3 separate regions of the Mus musculus genome follow, and regions 1 and 3 are each linked to region 2. The links are chromatin loops, found by intact Hi-C in ENCODE. Cell type or tissue: heart. All regions are shown on one strand. Each heading gives the region's core, and the rest is flanking DNA. Links, peaks and the distances in the headings are about the cores only. Region 1 overlaps Gm39646 (a long non-coding RNA gene). Region 2 holds the start of Trak2 (trafficking protein, kinesin binding 2). Region 3 holds the start of Tmem237 (transmembrane protein 237).

Evidence for each region. Hi-C counts contacts between places; a loop is a spot of excess contacts. Peaks named below come from ENCODE experiments on the same cell type or tissue, not always from the same donor. Only the 100,000 strongest peaks of a DNase experiment are listed, where the experiment ranks them.
Region 1: it touches region 2 in a loop (2.5-fold over the local background); 3 of 42 quality-filtered maps call a loop at or near these places.
Region 3: it touches region 2 in a loop (2.7-fold over the local background); 4 of 42 quality-filtered maps call a loop at or near these places.

Annotation. Positions count from the first base shown.
Region 1 is chr1:58,766,679-58,772,969 of GRCm38, reverse strand. It overlaps Gm39646 (a long non-coding RNA gene), which reads left to right. Exons shown (of 3, transcript XR_865448.1): 2 at 3,907-4,086; 3 at 5,275-5,387. Among named protein-coding and RNA genes, the nearest start is that of Gm39646, 22 kb to the left of the region's middle. In heart, for the core only: a CTCF peak has its summit at 2,751 (motif pointing left); a DNase peak (open chromatin) is centred at 2,719.
Region 2 is chr1:58,970,325-58,976,615 of GRCm38, reverse strand. It overlaps Trak2 (trafficking protein, kinesin binding 2), which reads left to right and starts at 3,134. Exons shown (of 16, transcript NM_172406.3): 1 at 3,134-3,379. It overlaps Stradb (STE20-related kinase adaptor beta), which reads right to left and starts at 3,094. Exons shown (of 12, transcript NM_172656.6): 1 at 2,766-3,094. In heart, for the core only: CTCF peaks have their summits at 3,229 and 3,433; a DNase peak (open chromatin) is centred at 3,085; H3K4me3 peaks cover 3,665 bases; H3K27ac peaks cover 2,565 bases.
Region 3 is chr1:59,117,520-59,123,810 of GRCm38, reverse strand. Tmem237 (transmembrane protein 237) reads left to right here and starts at 4,005. Exons shown (of 13, transcript NM_001037812.3): 1 at 4,005-4,108; 2 at 5,805-5,836. The coding sequence starts at 4,076. It overlaps Mpp4 (membrane protein, palmitoylated 4 (MAGUK p55 subfamily member 4)), which reads left to right. Exons shown (of 22, transcript NM_145143.3): 21 at 234-368; 22 at 2,367-2,876. The coding sequence ends at 2,558. In heart, for the core only: no CTCF peak of the experiment used is centred there; DNase peaks (open chromatin) are centred at 3,680 and 3,950; H3K4me3 peaks cover 1,575 bases; H3K27ac peaks cover 1,323 bases.

The DNA of each region.
Region 1 (6,291 bases), core at 751-5,750, 200 kb after region 2:
CCTTCAAACACACACACACACACACACACACACACACACACACACACACACACACACAAACACGCGCGTGCGCCCTTTACAAAAACCAAACCAACCAAACAAAACAACATGAAACAGCCCTGTGCAGCCCAAGTAGGTCCTGATTTTACTTTATAAGAGTGGAATCCCAGCCCGTCATGGTGGACACACACCTTTAATCCCAGTACCCAGGAGACATGAAGAAGATTTTTGTGAGTTTGAGGCCAACTTGGTCTATATAGGGAGTTCCAGGGCAGCCAGAGCTTCATAAAGAGACCCAGTCTGGGAAACGAACAAAGGAACCACTATAATCCCATCCAAGCCACCTCCAGAGCCACCCTATAATCTCACTCACCCAAGAGAAAGTGGGAGCATCTCTTGGCCACCTTCAAGGGACAACTCCAGGGTCACCAAAATGGTATATATGGCTAATGCCAATGAAACTGTCCTTCCAGAAGTCTGGCCACATTGGCCACATCAGACTCTTTCCCAGGGTGGCTCTATTGCATCTCACATCATTAAGAACATGTGTTTAAAATGACTTTTGTGCTGGGCAGATGACTTGGGAGGTAAAGTTCCTGCTGCTCAAGCATGAAGAATTGAGTACAGATCCCCAGCACCTTCCCCAGCCTGGTGTGCGTGTCTGCACCTGAAACCCTAGTGCTGGAAGAGAGCAGAAAAAAACGGATCCCGGAGCTCACACTGACTGACAGTCTAGACAACCAATGAGCTCTAGGCTCAGTAAGAGACCTCTCAGAGAGTAAATGGAGTGCTGTAGAGGAAGACTGCCAACATTGACCTCTGGCATTCACACACACAAACACTCACACACACACACTCAGACACACACTCACACACACATAGATATATTCACACACATTCACATACACACAGAGACACATTCACACACAGACACACACACACAGACACACACACACACACTCAGACACATTCACACACACACACACACTCACACACACATTCACATACACACACAGACACATTCACACAGACACACACACATACACATACATACACACACTCAGACACATTCAGGCACACACTCACACACACATAGAAACATTCACACACATTCACATACGAAACATTCACACACAGACACACACACTCAGACACATTCAGACACACACTTACACACACACATTCAGACACACACTCACACACATTCACATACACACAGAGACACACTCACACACAGACACACACATACACACACACACTCAGAAACATTCACACACACACTCACACACACATAGATACATTCACACACATTCACATTCACACACAGACACATTCACACACAGACACACACACATACATACACACACTCAGACACATTCAGGCACACACACACACATTCAAACACACACTCACACACATTCACATACACACAGAGACACACTCACACACAGACACACACATACACACACACACACTCACACACACATAGATACATTCACACACATTCACATACACAGAGAGATACATTCACACACAGACACATACATATTCACACATACAGTCAAACACACACACACACACATGTTTAGAGAAGATCTGAATAGTAGACTCTGGGGGTGGCCATGCCAAGTGGACATGGAAGCTCTGCACACTGCCTCCTGCACCCCAACCTTCTCTTCCCTTCCTTTGTTATAAAGGATGTTATTTACATATATAAACATCTTTTATAATAAATTGATGAACATGCCCCTCTCAAATATTTTTCTGATTACAAATGTATTGGATATTCACCAGAAGTCATCTTAGAATGCCAAAAGCCAGACCAGGGAGGTGATTTAGCTGCCATGCCTGCTGCCCAATGGCCTGGTTTGACCCAAGGGACCTGCGTGCTGGGAGAACAGAAGCAGTACCTGATAATTGTCTTCTGACACCACACACACACACACACACACACACACACACACACACACACACGCCAGACATGCCCCCCGCCCCCACACACTTACTCAAACACAAACTCAAGTAAATAAATAATCAATGCAATTTGAAAAATGTTTTGGGACTAAGGATATGGCTCAGCAGTTTAGGGCACTGTTTCTATCGCAGAAGACCTGGGTTTGGTTCCCAGCACCCACATGGTGGCTTACAACCTTCTGTATCTGCAGTTCCAGGGAACCCAATGCCCTCTTTTGACCTCTTTCTGGAACCAGGCATGCATGTGGTGTACCTAGATTTGTGTAAACAAAATACTCATATATTAAAGATAAAATGACCAAAAATTGGTTTAAATGCCCTCATAAGGCTACATAATTCAACAGCCGTCACTTTACCATTGCATAGACAGTGCCCTGTGTTTGTGTAAAAACCAGTAGATAAAAGAGTATAAAATAGCCAGGCAATGAGGGTGCGCACCTTTACCCCAGCACTGGGGAAGGAGAGGCCTGTGGACCTCAAGTTCATCCTGCTACAAACCATCCTGGTCACAGAGCAGGTTCCAGGATGGCCAGAGCTACAGAGAAACCCAGTCTTGTAAAACAAACAAAACAAAAAGTATAAAATACACTGTAAGATAAAAACTGTGTAGAGTTTTGCATCAACTTCTCCTTTCAATTTCAACCCAACCCCCTTTCCAGTCCCCACCCCACCCCACCCCCACCCCACCGCCGCCGCTTTTAGACTCGGACATCTCCTGTTCATGTTTCTTTGCTGCCCTCTGGTGGAATTACTAGGAATTTGCCACAGATGACATGAAATTCACAAAAACCACCGGTGTGGTTCTTGATTCTGCCAAAGATATGATTGGGTGTCAGTGGTCAGGAATTTGCTACAGCAGGAAAATGTAGAGAACAATCTTCTAACTATTTGCAAACTAAATAACACACTTGTAAGTAATTCACAGCCCAGAACCGAAATGAAGTAGTAATATGCAGGTAGGTGTTCATGCAGAGGAAGATGTGAGGTGGAGTCCCTCATTGAATGGGGACTCACCATTTAATGATTTAAATGATTCTCACCATTTCAGCCAGGCGGGCTTGCCATGAAGCTCCCGTGAGCCGACCGTCTCATCTGTGTAACTCTGAGGTTACAGGCACACACGGCCACGCCCCGCTTTTATATGGGTGCTAGGGAATTTGAACTTAAGTCCTCTTGCCTGCACAGCATTTCTTCAGAAATGCCCCGGGTAGAAGTAAAGTCTCAAAAGGCTAAACCAGGAACTACAATTTAGTACTTGCCTTTTTCTTTTCTTTTCTTTTAAAGATTTATTTATTTATTTTATGTGAGTACAATGTAGCTGTCTTCAGACACACCAGAAGAAGGCATCGGATCCTATTACAGATGGTTGTGAGCCACCGTGTGGTTGCTGGGAATTGAACTCAGGACCTCTGGAAGAGCAGTCAGTGAGTTTAACCACTAAGCCATGTCTTTTTCTATAACTGGGTTTCTAGTGAAAGTCCCAGAAAATTATAGACTTACAGGTGGGATGGGAAGGGGACCTTAAATAGTTATTATTTGTCCTAGGATTCTTGCTTCTTTGCTGGCATTTAACTTCAACCAGATGTCAAGGTTGTAGCCTCCCTCAGCCTTGAAGCAGGCTGATTCAGACTTTACTGCCACTGAATATGAGATCACCTGGGGTGTAGCCTTCCAATTTAGATGGCTATATTGTTATGTCAACTACCACTGCTTTTCCTGGAGACTCTGCTACCTGCTGAGAGACCCTTGAGACATTCCAGAAACACATCCAATCCTGCACATCACCTACAGGCTGGCTCCAGGCACCAATGGGGGGTGGGGGGTGGGGGGGGTGGGCCTCCCCTCTTTATAAGCACAGACTCTTAGTAAACTTTGGGGCCTTGATCAGAGAAAAATTTGTCTTGGCCTCATTCTTTTCTCACCATCTTTCAGCCCCAGCCTGCCTTTCAGGAGTACCCGGTTCATGTAAGCTGCAGGCAGCTTATAGTTACAGATTGGCACCACGAACACGGACCTGAAAACGGCAGGGTAAAACTGAGGGACCGCTGTCTTATGTGGAGCTCCACAAGAAGGGAAGAACAAGAAGATCGCATCGGGCACAATGAGCAACAGGTATTTATGCTAGCGCTGGCTTTAAACTTCATTTTTTAAAGTGTTGCTGGAGGTGCGATAGGATACAGGCTAAGTTGGAACAGTGCTGACCCAGCGCTGATTCCACGTAGGGTTTGTCAGCGAAATATGGGACTAGAAAATTCCAAACAAGCAATTGTCCGCAGCCTTCAAGAGCTGCTTCAGGCGAGAGGAGTAGGGTTTGAAGAACAATTGTTAGAAAAATTTTCAGATAAGATAGATTCTTGCTGCCCGTGGTGCAGAGAAGAAAAAAACTTTAGATAAGAGAACCTGGGAGAGAGTTGGGGAAGCTTTGAAAAAAACACCCAGGCAGATAATTTTACCCTTTGCCTTTGGGCACTCTTAAAAGATGCTATTGAAAAGGAGATCAGGTGTCAGATAGCACCCAGACAGAGCTTGAAGAATCTCAGGAAGAGCGCCTGTCAGAGAGGACTTTCTCAGAAAGGGGCCCTCTCAACCCTAAATTAGAAAGATATAGAGACTCTGATGATGAGCTAACTTTAGACAAGGAAGATCATTCAGAAAGAGGAGCCGCCAAATATTTTGATGAGGATTTGCCTCCTCGAAAACCTCCCCCTCCACTTTTGGCCTCCACTATAGGAGATGCTACTCATATGGATACGCAACTAAGTAAATTAGAGTTTGAAATTAAGTGGCAGAAATTGACTAATGAGCTTCGGGAGCTAAAAAGGGGTCAGATACAGGGAAGAACAACTCCTCTGAAGTGTACCAATCTCCCTTAGAAAGAGCTGTGTGTCAGGCTCGTGGAGAAGGGCAAGATACATCTGAAGTGCTAGCCTTTCCTGGAGTTGAGATAATTGACCAGCAAAATAATAGAGTCAGACAATACAAGACTTTGGAGTTCAAGGTGATTAAGGAGTTAAAAACAGCTGTTGCACAATATGGCCCTACAGCTCCTTTTACACAAGCATTATTGGATACTGTCATGGAGTCTTAACCCCCCAAGATTGGAAGACTCTATGTAAGGCTACTCTGTCAGGAGGAGATTTCTTACTTTGGGATTCTGAATGGCGAGAAGCCAGTAAGAAAACTGCCGCTTTAAATGCTCAGACAGCTAATCCAGACTGGGATATTAACATGCTTTTAGGAGAAGGTCGATATGAAGGCAATGCTAATCAGATTGATTTTCCTGTTGGAGTGTACGTGCAGGTTGCTATGGCTGCCCACCGCGATTGGAAACACTTACCAGCTGTAGTGGCTATTCCTGGTTGTCAACTTGACTATATTTGGAATGAACTACAATCCAGAATTGGAAGGCTCACCAGTGACCCTTATCTGGAGGCTTGGAGATCCTTATCTGAATCTTGGTATGGAGATCTTGAGCCATAGTGGCTATGGATTCCAGAAGATTGAATCTCAGAGTTTAAGGAACACACCTTTAATCTGGGCTACACCTTTCATCTGGGATTAAAGGTGTGGTGGAACACACCTTTAATCTGGGCTACACCTTCTGCTGGAGACAATATAAGGACATTGGAAGAAGGGAGTCTAGCTCTTGCTCTTGCTCCTTCGCCTGCTTGCTGCGTGAGACTGAGTAACTGCTAGATCCTTGGACTTCCATTCACAGCTGCGACTGAACAATTGTTGGGAATTGAGCTGCCGACTGTAAGTCATCAATAAATTCCTTTATTATCTAGAGACTATCCATAAGTTCTGTGACTCTAGAGAACCCTGACTAATACACCAGCTAAAGGGGATCTTGGTGGAAGTTTAGCCAGCATTCGGCAGGGTCCTGATGAGCTTTACCAGAACTTTGTGGATAGGCTATTAATAGCAGCCAGTAGAATTCTTGGAGACTCTGACACGGGAAGTCCTTTCATTATGCAATTGGCTTATGAGAATGCTAACACAGTGTGCCGTGCCGCTATCCAACTGCACAAAGGACAGACAGATTTAGCGGGATATATCCATCTTTGTGCAGAGATTGGGCTGTCATATAATCAGGGTTTGGCTTTCACCGCCACTTTGCAAGAAACCACCGTACAAGCAATGCTTTCACAGAAACGAGGGAATTATGCATGTTTTAAGTGTGGAAGTTTGGGTCATTTTAAAAATGACTGTCCTAAGAATAAAGTGCTGAGAGTGGGCAAGCAGGCCATGCTCCAGGAGTTTGTCCTCAATGCAGGAAGGGCAACCATTGGGCTAGGGTGTGTAAATCCAAGTCAG
Region 2 (6,291 bases), core at 619-5,618:
GTTGAACCGTCTTTATATAAGTAGTGTCACTCGAAAATAAATCCTAAGAATTTCCAATGATTCCATTTACAAGTAGACTTTGAGAATCTCCGCAGATTTCTGACTAACCACCTACTAACTCATTTGAGGTCCAGGATTCACAAATTTGAAACAGGGTTTGTAATGGGCTAAGAAAAACACTTTGTAGTTTTCATGTAAAAATGATGTTCTCAACTGTTTGTTGACAGACTCAAAATTAAGCATTTTATTATGCAAGCAACTCTTGTCCATTTTCATTGATATATTCAGAACATGGTAACTTCTTCAGGTTCATAGAGCTACGAACTGACCACCCAAATCTTCTGGGTCTTTTTCAATAGAGAGGGGGAGTATTTGCTAGAGTTGGTTGGTCCTTTCTAAACATCACCTCTTGAAACTGGTTCCAGTACTTCATCTTAGTCAAAGCCCATATTTGATCAAGGCATCCACAAATAGCTAAACAAAACGAGGAAAGGAAGTTTATAGACCATAGATATTACAAAGTATTATCCAATTTTATTGCTTAGGGAAGAAGTGGATTTTCTCAGGAGAACCTCTGTAAGCCAAAGGTAGAGGAAGGAAAAGAAGGACTGGAAAACTTACTCTTGTCACCTGCCAAGAATTAATGCGAACTTAAGGCATGGGGGTAGGAGGCTGGGTATGAGACGAGGAGATCGATGCCTGGGTTGCCTATCCTTCAGGATGACTGAGAGCAGACGAATGTATGACATTTTGTATACACTCTAGGATATAAAAGACAGGCATGGCAGGGCAGTGCTGGCATGCACCTTTAAGCCCAGAACTCAAGGCTACCCTGGTCTACAGAGCTAATTCCAGGACAGCCAGGGAAACACAAGGGAACTTTCTCAACAAACAAACAAACAAAGCAACAAAGACAAGTGCAACACTTTAAGACAAAATATTGAGGATCATAGGAAAAGCAAGCTGGGGACTTGTGAATAACAATGAAAATATTCACAGCTTGTGACCCAGTAAAAGCTCACTTTTATCAATCTATTCTAAGGTAACACCCAAATAAGGAAGGAAACCGCACAGAGAAAGTCTGTATTAACACACTTAATGAATAGCCACTGTGGGATGGGAGCTGGTGAGCCCGAAAGACACCCCCCCCCAACACACACACACACACACACACACACACACACACACACACACAAGTAATTAACACCAGGCCCTGACCTGCTGCTGACTTTACCTGAGGCGGTCTGGTGATTAATTTGTGGTTACCATGATTCTGTATCTGCTTTACAGCACGTTGTTATTGGGTTTGTTGTTTTAAACAACAAAACAATTTGAAAAAAGTCAGGTCACAGTCTTCTAGAACTGTTACTACCAGTGGGGTGGTTTAATCTCAGAAGTTTTACCTTCAGCATACCACACTATTAACAGATAATTTTTCAAGACATTTTGAGGTCAGGGCAGCAGCTGCACATGGCAAAGGAGTTGAATGAAAGATCTGCTGTTAGTTTTTGCTACTATGCTAAGATTATAAATCCTTAAAAGTAAATTATAAAGTAAAAAAATAAAGAAGCTTGCTGAGGCTTGGTGGAACATGCCTTTAATTCCAGCATTCAGGAGGCAGAGGCAGACGCAGGCTGATCTTTGTGAGTTCTAAGCCATCTAGGGATACCAACATAGTGAGACCCCATCTTTAAAATATGTGTGTATGTATTTACTCATAAATGTGTGCATATATATGTATATATATATGTGTGTGTGTGTATGTATATATATATGTGTATATATATATATGTATATGTATATATATATATATATATATATATTTAAGAAACCTGTATTCCTAAACATAATGATGAGTACTTCAGTGTAGTCCCTTGCAATTGTACCTAAAAAGCTAACCACAATAAAGCTTTATAAATAATCTAATTTGTTGCATAATATAGAAGTCATACCCAGGCCTTTCATTTGAAAGGTTAACACTTTAAATGGACACCAGAGGGGCTATGTATTTACAAGACTTGGGTTTTGCGTTAATCGAGGTATTCAATGGTCTACTGTTACAGGAAATGCCGACAAAAACAAAAAACCTACCAATACTCTTTGTTAGGCTTCAAAATTACAGTAATTCTCAAGGTGATCTTGAAATCTCATAAAACCTTAACAAAGATCATAGCGAAGCACACAGCTTAATCCAATTTTCCAAACTTAGTATCATGACTCATGGTTTCAACAAATATTTACGGAGTGCCAAGCACTGTGCTATGCAGGTGCTGTCACAAATCATGATCAAGTTTGGAGGAAAGGTATTTGACATAACAAACCCACGAGGGGAAAACAAGACATCAAATGTAAACACTGAAGACAAAACGAAGCCTGGACATTTAATTTGGAAAAAGGTCCCTTCGACGTCTCTGAGCAGACAGGTCTGGGGCCAGAGTGTCTTCAGCTTGGGAAGTCGCCAGGCCTGTGTGCGCTACCAAAGGTAAGAGCTGGGGGAGCGGGGCGGCGGTAGCTGGGTTCCTGCACCTGGCACCGCTGCTGGGCACCCGGGAGCCCCGGCCCCCCCGTGCGCTGGCACAGAGACAGAGAGCGGGAGCCGGCGTCCCGCAGACTCCAGCGGCTGCTCGGCCGGCCGTGTCAACTCCGGTAAGGAGCGGAGGCGAGGACTGGCCTTGTAGCCTTCCGCTGTGCACCTACCGACCTGCGTTCCCTGTCGCTCCCCGGGTCCCCACACCATCCCGTGCTGGCCTGCCTCCCCTCATTACCTAGGCGGTGACCAAGGCCAGCGACTCTCCAGACAGCGGGCGCTGAGGGGAGGCGACACGCGCGAGCCCCGGGACCTGCCTCGCGAAGGGGCGAGGCGAAAACACTAGGCCGGCTTCCAGGGTGAGCCTCAAGGCACAGAAGTGCAGCACGGCCTGGAGAAGGCCGGTCGGCCTGGACTTCTGCCCTAGCCCGGGGCAACCGGCCGGGACGGGATTCGCCCCACCCCAGCGGGGTCGGGGCCCGCCGCTCCGCCCCACCGCGCCTCCAGCTTCTAGCTCTGGAGTGAGGAGGCGGGGCCCTCGAGCTGTAGGCGGGACGGAAAGCAAACTACAGTTCCCAGAAGGCTTTGCGCTAGGGCCGCAAAGCCTGTTGGGAGAGTGGGTCTCCTTTTTAGCTTCCCTAGCTGGGTGGGGGCTGCCATTGAACCGGCGTCACTGCAGCTCCAAGGTCGCCCGGTGATGATGTGAGAGCGCCTGCCAGTTCCTGCCACGCCCGGGGGGGTTAGCTCGGTGGCGGCGGCGGCTGCTTCAGATGCTGCTCTCAGGCTGCCGCGCATTAGGGGCTTCTTCCTGAGCGAGTGTGGGCGGAAGAGCGAGGACGCCGGGCCATTCCCGTGAGTAAGCTCCCGCGTGCGATTCGAACTTGCCCTTGTCAACTTCTCTCAAAGGCAGAGAAGCCTTCCTGTCCCGCGTCCCTCTGGTCCCCAGAGGTCACTCACGGAAGGATTCCGCCCCGAGATGGGAAAGGGATGTTTCCCAAGTGTGGGTGCAAACTGATGGGAACTGGGCGGTAGCCTCCGGGATTCACCCTATCTGCACCTCTGAAGATTGGCAGCTTCCCATCCTTTGCCAGACAGAGTCCATCTGGAGCTCTGTCGTTTTAGGATGAGTGGCTTTAGTGTCTGGACGTTAAACCTTAAGCTCTCGGTGGCCATCTGTGATGCAAATGGGAGGAAAGGACACTAGAAAGAGCTCTTTCTTTATTGGGCTTTTATTTGTAATTGATTTGGAACCAAACGCCACATGTCTTTTTAAAAGAAATAAGGAAGACAGACAGACAGAAAGACTTTTGGTTGAAGCAAAAAGAATGAATATTGGCAGTTGTGTTTTCCAGTGCCAGCACTTCTGAGTCCCAGACACTTTTTTTTTTTTTTAAATCACAATTATGGCAGTGAAGTCAATTACCTGCTTATGCATCTTTTTCTGCATCAGGAAAGATGGTAATATTTCGCTGGAAATTCACTTAGCTTATGTAAGGACCACTGAACAAAATGAGCTAGACTCAGAGTTCTTGCTCTACCTTAGTAAAAATGTTTGTGACCTTTCAAATCTTTGCTGTCCTGTTAAAAGTCTGAGCTACAGTGAGCTCCAAATAGCATATTAATGGTGGTGACACTTGAAAACGAATTGTGAAGGACATTTGGTGGTGGGAAAGGGCAAAATTAAAGGCACTTTATCATCTCGGCCACTCTCCAGCTTTCTATTTTTAAAATTAGGTAGTATCTGGCAAGCCTCAGATGTTTAACCAGCACATACATACCTATGTGAAAGACAGTGCTCTTACCCATACCCATTTTTACTGATGTGATGATGTACACGGTTCACCTAACCACGCACATTGCTCACTAGTTGCACTGGAGACTTTCTGTATCAAGTCGAGATTTACACCCATACCTGCTTTGCCTCAAAGTTATGAACCAGGTTAAAAGAATGGTTAAGAAGAATTTTCATAGTTTGCTAGTACTCGCTCCATCATTCCTTGACTATGAATGCATCCGTAACTCCCACTTTAGCCCTCTGAACAAATTGTACACTCTTGTCTGCTAGTCTCATCCCTCATAGAACTGCTCATTAACACACTAAGAGCTCATTCCAAATCCACCTGGATGCCTTTATGTCTTAAAAAAAAAAATGATAGGATTGGACTTATATCACAAAGGTGCTTTCCAGTTCTCGGGTTTTATGGTTCTATGGTTATTATTCTTCACTGCAGATGCTTAACATCCATAGTCACAAAGCATTGTTATTCTTCCCTATGAATGTTTAACATTCATAGTCATAAAGACTATGGAAATTGGCCTTTTAATGTTTTTACTTCACTGCCCAGACTATATTAGAGCCAACATGAGGGATGGGGGATGGTAGCACTGTAGTTCTTGCTCATTTTCTTCTTGTCTACAGCTCATTTATATCATCTGTATGATTCCTTTTTTTGTTTTGGATTTGTTGGTTTTTTTTTTGTTTGTTTGTTTTACTTTTTTGAGACAATTTCACTATGTAGCTCAGGCTGACCTGGAGCTCACAGAAATCTGCCTGCCTCTGTTTCTTGCGTGCTGAGATTAAAGTTGTGTGCTTCCATGACTGTATCGTTTTTAAAATTACGTTTGTTTGTTTGTTTGTTGCTGTGTGTGTGTGCCTGGGAGCACGCCTGCATGAATGCATGTGGAAATCAGAAGACCACTTGTAGGATTGGGTTTTCTCTTCCTACTATGTGTGTCCTGAGGACGCAGGGTGTCAGTCTTGGTGGCATGCACCTTTGTCTCTCAGCCACATTGCTGGCCCTGGACCAGCTTTTGAACCTCATTAAGTTATCCTACTTACTTGGAAAGAAACCTGAGTCATTGACGTGACAGTCACATGGAGCATCTAGTCACGTCTGTTCAGACCTGTTCTTATAATATCAATAATAGGAAGCATAGGAATAATACAGTGTGTTGCACACCCAGCTGAACATTTTACCTAGTTATCATGGCCATTATAGCGCCTGAGGTAGTTGTTGTTGGTTTGTTTGTTTGCTTTTAACAGATTGGCAACTAAAGCAGCATATTAAATGTACTCAAAATGATGTAATTACTGAGTGATAGCAGTGGCTGTCAAACCAGCCAGGATCCAACCTTTACTTCAACATCTAAGCACTTAACTTGGCAACAAAACCTGAGTAGTTTTACTCTAATTCAGTTGTGCACTATTGCAACTCTTTATATAGATGGAAACTCAACATTAAGTGACTTCCCTACCTCTTTGGGGAACAATAGAGCTGGGATTTGGATCTGTACTTTAAGGTCCATGTTCTTCCCTCTGCTTCTCATCAAATGTCTGTTAAGTATTTTCTGTAGGTTGCTGTCCTAGATGATAAGGATAATCTTCACTGTTAAGAAGTGTGTCCTAGAGAAGAGAAGCCAGAGTTCCGTTAGTGTATTGAGCACTATGACAGCGCTGTTCAGAGGCTTGGAACAGATTGGGGGCAGAAGGAAAGGCTTGGGCAAGGCAGAGGTATAAGCGCTGTAAAGGGCTGAATCATGTTTTCCAAATTCTTAGGTGGTAGCCCAACCTAACCCTCGTTGCCTGAAAACATATCTGTATTTGTGTCGGGCTTCTGAACACACACTACACCTGCATAGGGAGAGTCAAGTAAAAGTTATCACCAAGGCCAAGAAGACAGGCCTCAGGAGAAAACAGACCTTTCAGTACCTTCATTTTGGACTTCCAACTCCCTCAACTAGGAGAGAATGTTATTTAACCTGCC
Region 3 (6,291 bases), core at 758-5,757, 150 kb before region 2:
ACTGACTACAGAAAGCTAGGACTAATATTTTTAATTTTTAAGGAATGTATAATGTGTATGTGAATTTGCTGGTGTTGAAGCCAGGGGACAACTTTCAGGAGTCAGTTTTCTTCTACAGTGGGCTCCAGGGGTCGGACTGGCTCATCAGGTCTGCCTGATAACTGCTTCTATAGCTGAGCCTTCTTCCTGGCCCACTTCTGTCTTTAAATTGTGCATTTAATTTTTCTATGTAGGATATTCAGTCGGCTCGAACCCGTGACTTGAAGCCCTACGTTATATTTATTAAGCCACCTAACACGAGCTCCATGAGACACTCTCGGAAAAACGCTAAGATCACCACTGACTACTATGTGGACATGAAGTTCAAGGTAAATCATGCCAGAATCATCCTGGTATTACTTTCAGTTATGGGGAGGTGGAGAGCCATCGGGCAGCTGGGCCGAAGGCCTTTCCCTGTTTTACTCTTTATTTGACCCTCTTCTCAGGAGCACTTCAAGAAAATGGTTTTAAAAAGTAAAAACCACTGTTGTTTCCACAGAATCCTTTGGAAGTTTTAATGATTAGTCTTTACAATTTATCCTTTTTAGCTAGGCATTAGTGGTGTACACCTTTAATCCCGGCACTCTGTAGGCAGAGTCAGGCAGATCTTTGAGTTCGAGACCAGCCTGGTCTACATAGTGAGTCTCAGGTCAGCCAGGGCTACACAGAGAAACTCTGACTTGGAAAACAAACAAAACAAATAAAAAAACAAAAACAACCCCCCAAATTATCTTTTTAATTAGATGTCATTTATAGTTACTAAAATAAGGTTTAATAAATGCTATTTTTTCTGAGCTTAACAAATGACCCACAATCTGCAAAGCCAAACAAATGTATGCATAAGCCTATTTCTATTTTTGAGCTGTTTTTACTTAAATATTTTGTAAAATGTTGTACTGAGTATGCCTCATCTATAAAATATTTCACAAAAATGTTTATTAATAATGATACAAAAGGAGCAGTCAGCAGAACTCATTCTAGATGAGGTTTTCCATTTATGAATGGACATCATGTGTATTGAAATACATTAAATCCACTTTAGAAATAAGCCACAGCATATGACTCACTAAAGTGTAGAAATCCTAAGTGCATACAGCTTGGCAAATTTTACATGTATGCACCCAAATCATCATCCAGATTACAGCTAAATCATCCAGACATCACAGCTCTGTGTGTGTGTGTGTGTGTGAAAAACAAGATCTTCTCTCTTGGGACATTACAGCTGTCTCTGTCTCTCTGTCTCTCTCTGTCTCTCTCTCTCTCTCTCTTGTGTGTGTGTGTGTGTGTGTGTGTGTGTGTGTGAAAAACAAATTCTTCTGTCTTGGGACATTACAGCTGTCTCTGTCTCTCGCTCTCTGTCTCTGTCTCTGTCTCTGTCTCTGTCTCTCTCTCTCTCTCTCTCTCTGTGTGTGTGTGTGTGTGTGAAAAACAAGATCTGTCTTGGGGCCAGTGAGATGGCTCACTGGTTAAAGGTGTCTGTCACCAAGCCTGATGACATTTGATCCTTAGGACCCACAGAGCGGAGTCCTACAAGTTGTCCTTTGCTTTTTACACACACACACACACACACACACACACACACACACACACACACACACAGATATATACATTTTAGAAATGAACTACTATAGTAGGTATACAGTTTATTAGTACTATCAATATTTATATTGCTGTGAAAAAAAAAGTATGACAGCTTCACAAACCTGCATGTCCTTTTGTTTGTTTTGAGACAGGGTTTCTCTGTATAGCCCTGGCTGTCCTGGAACTCACTCTGTAGACCAGGCTGGCCTCAAACTCAGAAATCTGCCTGCCTCTGTCTTCCAAGTGCTGGGATTAAAGGCCTATGCCACTACTGCCTGGCTAAGCCTGCAGTCCTAATCTCCATACTGTTCCAATTTTAGGATGTCCTGTCAAAGCAAGACAAAAGTATTTTTATATTAACCCTAAGAGTTTTTCTCTCTATATTTTTCAATTACCATGAAACTATGGTTTTCCTGTTTGATCTTTTGACATCTGTGGACATAGACAGTCTATTTCCTAAGTCTTTGGGGCTTTTAAATTTGTGTCCTTGCTAGGCATGGAGGTGCACAACTGAAACCTCAGCACTTGGGACGGTGAGGTAGAAGGATCACAAATATAAAGCCAGCCTGGTTTATACAGCAGGACTCTGTCTCAGAAATCCAGAATTTGGAGGGAGGGCACAGATAGAATATAGAGGATGTGTAATTGACATAATTGTTTTTATAAATACCCTCACGAGTTTGCCAGCAGAACACCTGGTCTTATTGCCTGTGCCATTCATACATATTTTTCAATCACTCCTGAAGGATGAAGACCTACAAGAGATGGAGGAGTTAGCCCAGAAAATGGAGAGTCAGTTTGGCCAGTTTTTTGATCACGTGATTGTGAATGACAACTTGCAAGATGCATGTGGCCAGCTGTTGTCCGCCATACAGAAGGCTCAGGAAGAACTGCAGTGGGTGCCAGAGGCATGGGTTTCCCCTGACACTGAATCTTAATCTAGTGTCCTGCTTAAAGCTGGAAGCTTCATAGTGTGCCCTAAAGATCCGGAATAACGGCTGCCATTGAAAACAGCAGTGTTTGACCCATTAGAACTGCGACTATGAAGTCCTTATTGTATAGCTATAAATAGCATCCTATACATATACAGAGCTACTCATTTGGCTCTCAGGCATTTTCCCGATGTTTCCCCATATGAGCTAATGGCAGGTATGTGACAATGTTGTCACTGAATGTGAGCATTTTATAGATTTCATATGGTGTTTTGTAAGATGTAACTCTTCTAAATAAACCAGTCTACTTAATGACAAACTGTATTTTACTTTGTAAAATATTTTCTTATTTCTGTTTATATTTTACAAAAGTGCCTAGTTGACTAACTAAGCTAAGAGCGGTTAACAAGTACACATTTATCTAATAAGGAAACCTATGACACTGTTATTTCCAAATCAGCAAAGTGGACTAGTCCTGGAGCCTGTATATGAGCTCCAAAACGAGGATGTTGATACAGTCTTGGTCTCCCTAGATCCGAAGCTCCACTGCACCCATGTCTGTTCATCTTCTTTATATCCACACTTCCCTCCATTCTACCTATTTTAAACTATAACTGTTCCCACTGAAGGAACTATCAGAACTGAACATTCAGATTATACTCCTAGGCCTACAGGGAATCTAGGAAACTGGGCAGGCCAGTGAAAGAGATCCTCGCTGTTTCAGTCATACAGATCTCCCTCCAGGCAGCACCCTGGCAGACGGGAACCAGGTGGGGGACGCCGGCCTCTCCAGGCTCCGCAAAGCCGCCTCCTCCCACAAGTCCCCGGAGGCCGGGCGTCGCGGGAAGCCGGCCTCGGGCTCCGGCGGTTGCGCCTAGGGAGGCCCGCGGGAAAGCATCATGAGGGACGACTCAGGGCCTCCGCTGGAGGAGGACCAAGCGGTGAGCGACGAGGGGCGCCTGGCCCGGAGTGTGGCGAAGTGGAGGTGTCCTAACCAGCAGTGACCACCGCCGAGCCGGGAATCTGGGGACAGCACTGCCCGAGGGGTGCGGCGGGGGCGGACCGGGGCTGTACATCAGGGCGGGCCCCGCAAAAGGCGATCAGGTCCACCCAACATCCGGGCGCCCTAGTCAGCGTTGCCATGGCGACGCCTCCGGGCGGCTCTCGGTCAGAGAGGAGGATGTTCCGGTGGGGAGTTTGAATACGAGTCTGGTCCCGCCGTGCCCACCCCCACGCAAACCACGATGACCTCCCGGGAAACTGTGGGTGAACCCCCTCCGCTCCTGGGGACGCCGGCCGACGCTGAGGTTTTCCTAGTTCGAAGGGGTCAGATTGGGTTCGGCTCCGGTAGCCCCAATACCTCCCGTGGGACGGGTGGGGACGCTCCGGGCCCAGCAGCCATGAGGCGCAGCCCGATGACGCTCTGCGCCTGCGCGCCTGGGCAGGAGGGGCGGGGCGGGCCGGACCGGGGCGGGGCGGGCGGCTGTGGTGCCCTGAGCTCTGCTGCGGTCCCTGGAGACGTGATGGGGAAGAAGCAGGTGGTTAGCGAGCCTCAGGTACTTTTGAGCTGTTGGGAATTTAGTCTCCGCCTGTTCAGCGGTTCTTCTTTTGAGGGGCTTAGAGGTGCGGTTTCTAGATGGGTGAGATGGTTCATTTTTGCGGGACTTTTGAAATACCAAGAGGACTGGGTCCCACTTTCATAGCATCTTGAGAATAGTAGTGCTTTTGTAGGACCACCATTCTATTCCAGTTGTCATTTTGACTGCTGGATTCCATTAGGACATCGTCAGTGTCCTAATTTTGTAGCATTCTCACGAATTTGTTTGAGTGAATACAACCATGGATTGCGAAATGGGACAAGCAAGAATATCTAAAATGTGAGCCTTTGGAATCAGTGCCTTCCATAAGCAGCATGAAATACCCGAGCTAATAAATCGACGTCTAGGCACTGCTCTTAGAGATCAATTCTTTTAAAGGTGTATTTGTAGCCGGACAGTGGTGGCGCACGCCTTTAATCCCAGCACTTGGAAGGCAGAGGCAGGTGGATTTCTGAGTTCAAGGCCAGCCTGGTCTATAGAGTGAGTTCCAGGACAGCCAGGGCTATACAGAGAAACCCCGTCTCAAAAAAACCAAAAAAAAAAAATGTATTTGTTTTGAGTGTTTTGCCAATATATGAACCACTTGTGTGCCTGTTGCTCACAGAAACCTGAAGAGGCTGTCCATTTCCCTGGAACTGGAATTACTGGTGCTTTGTGGGTGCTGGGAACTAAACCCAGGTCTGCTGCATGAGCAGTAACTGCTCTTAATGGCTAAGCCATCTATTTTGAAAATTTTCAGAATGCTTAACTAATGCTTCCTGAGCTTGCAAGCAGGACTTTTCTTAAGTAAGAACAGGGTAAACTACACCAGCCCCAAATACTTCCTGTTCTAAAATATGTTACCTATTTCTATTTAAAGTAACTTAAAAAAAAAGCATGTTACTCTGTGGCATAAAACCTTAGTTGGCTTCCTAGTTAATAGAACTAAATCCGTATTCCTTCTGCTAGTCTGCGAGGTCATAGTTAATCTGACGTCTGCCTTCTGTCCTGTGTCACTGGTTTCTGCCTGGCTGCTCTTTACCTGGAGCCCTTCATGCCCTGTCTTTCTTGAAAGCCTTAACATGTGCTCCTCATTCCCTGTAAATTTGGCACCTTTGTCAGGAAGGGCTCAGCTCAGATAACATCAAAGAGGCTTTCCCTAAGTAAAACATCACTCTTCATTCCTTATATATGGTTATTTATTGTATGCAAACACACATGCACATGCATGCACACACATGCATGCACAGACACACACACAAGCATGCATGCACACACATTTATATGGCATGGTCTAGTTTTATCTGAGCATGCAACATTATCTTCCAATACTTAACCACTAATGGAAGGTCTGTAAAGGGAGATGAGCTCTGTTTGATCCTGTTCTGAATGCTCACAATAGGCCAGACTGGTTGAAGTGGAAGAAGAAAAGAATTTTACATGGGGTGTAGGAATGGCAGAATAGATCTAAACCCAGCAGTCCAGTTTACATCACCGCCTCCCGGGTTTCACTGATAATCTTCCAAAGATTTGAAGAGAATTGCTGATCCATTTTATTTGATAACATCTGGACAGTGGGCTTTTAAAGGAGAAGCTTTGTGGTGCTTGAGATAAATGAAGGTGAGGTTAATCCAGCTTTTATTGACGAGATGTTTGCCTCTCCCCTCCCCTATAGCGTCCTCCACGAGCACTCCCACCTGTGCCAAGGTAAAAACAGTTTACGGTCATTTAATTATTGAACTTTAAAAATATAAAGTAAGAAGAAAAAAAAAATCAAATAGTATGGTTGAAAACCTACAATACTTCATTAAAAAAAAATCCTTCCTGGAATTTTAAAAAGTCTTCCTAAGAAGTGAGTGGTAAAAGTTAAATTCAAATCATGAGAATAATTGTTATGAATAATTACAGAAAGCTGTCACTCTAGCACGGTGGAGGAATGGGTCTGTCCTGGGTGTGCTGATTCTATTTACCAGGATTCTCCAAGGCCCTCCTGTTTGTGGAATATTCCATCAGAGCTTAAACCGATTATAACCGGTGACAAAGAAAGTTCTTAATCTGCTTAGTCCCTCTGATTAATAGACAGTAGGGAATGTGTATTTGTGCTTTCAAAATACTTTTAGCAGTGCTATTAAACAATATACTATTTACAAATAATAAGCTAG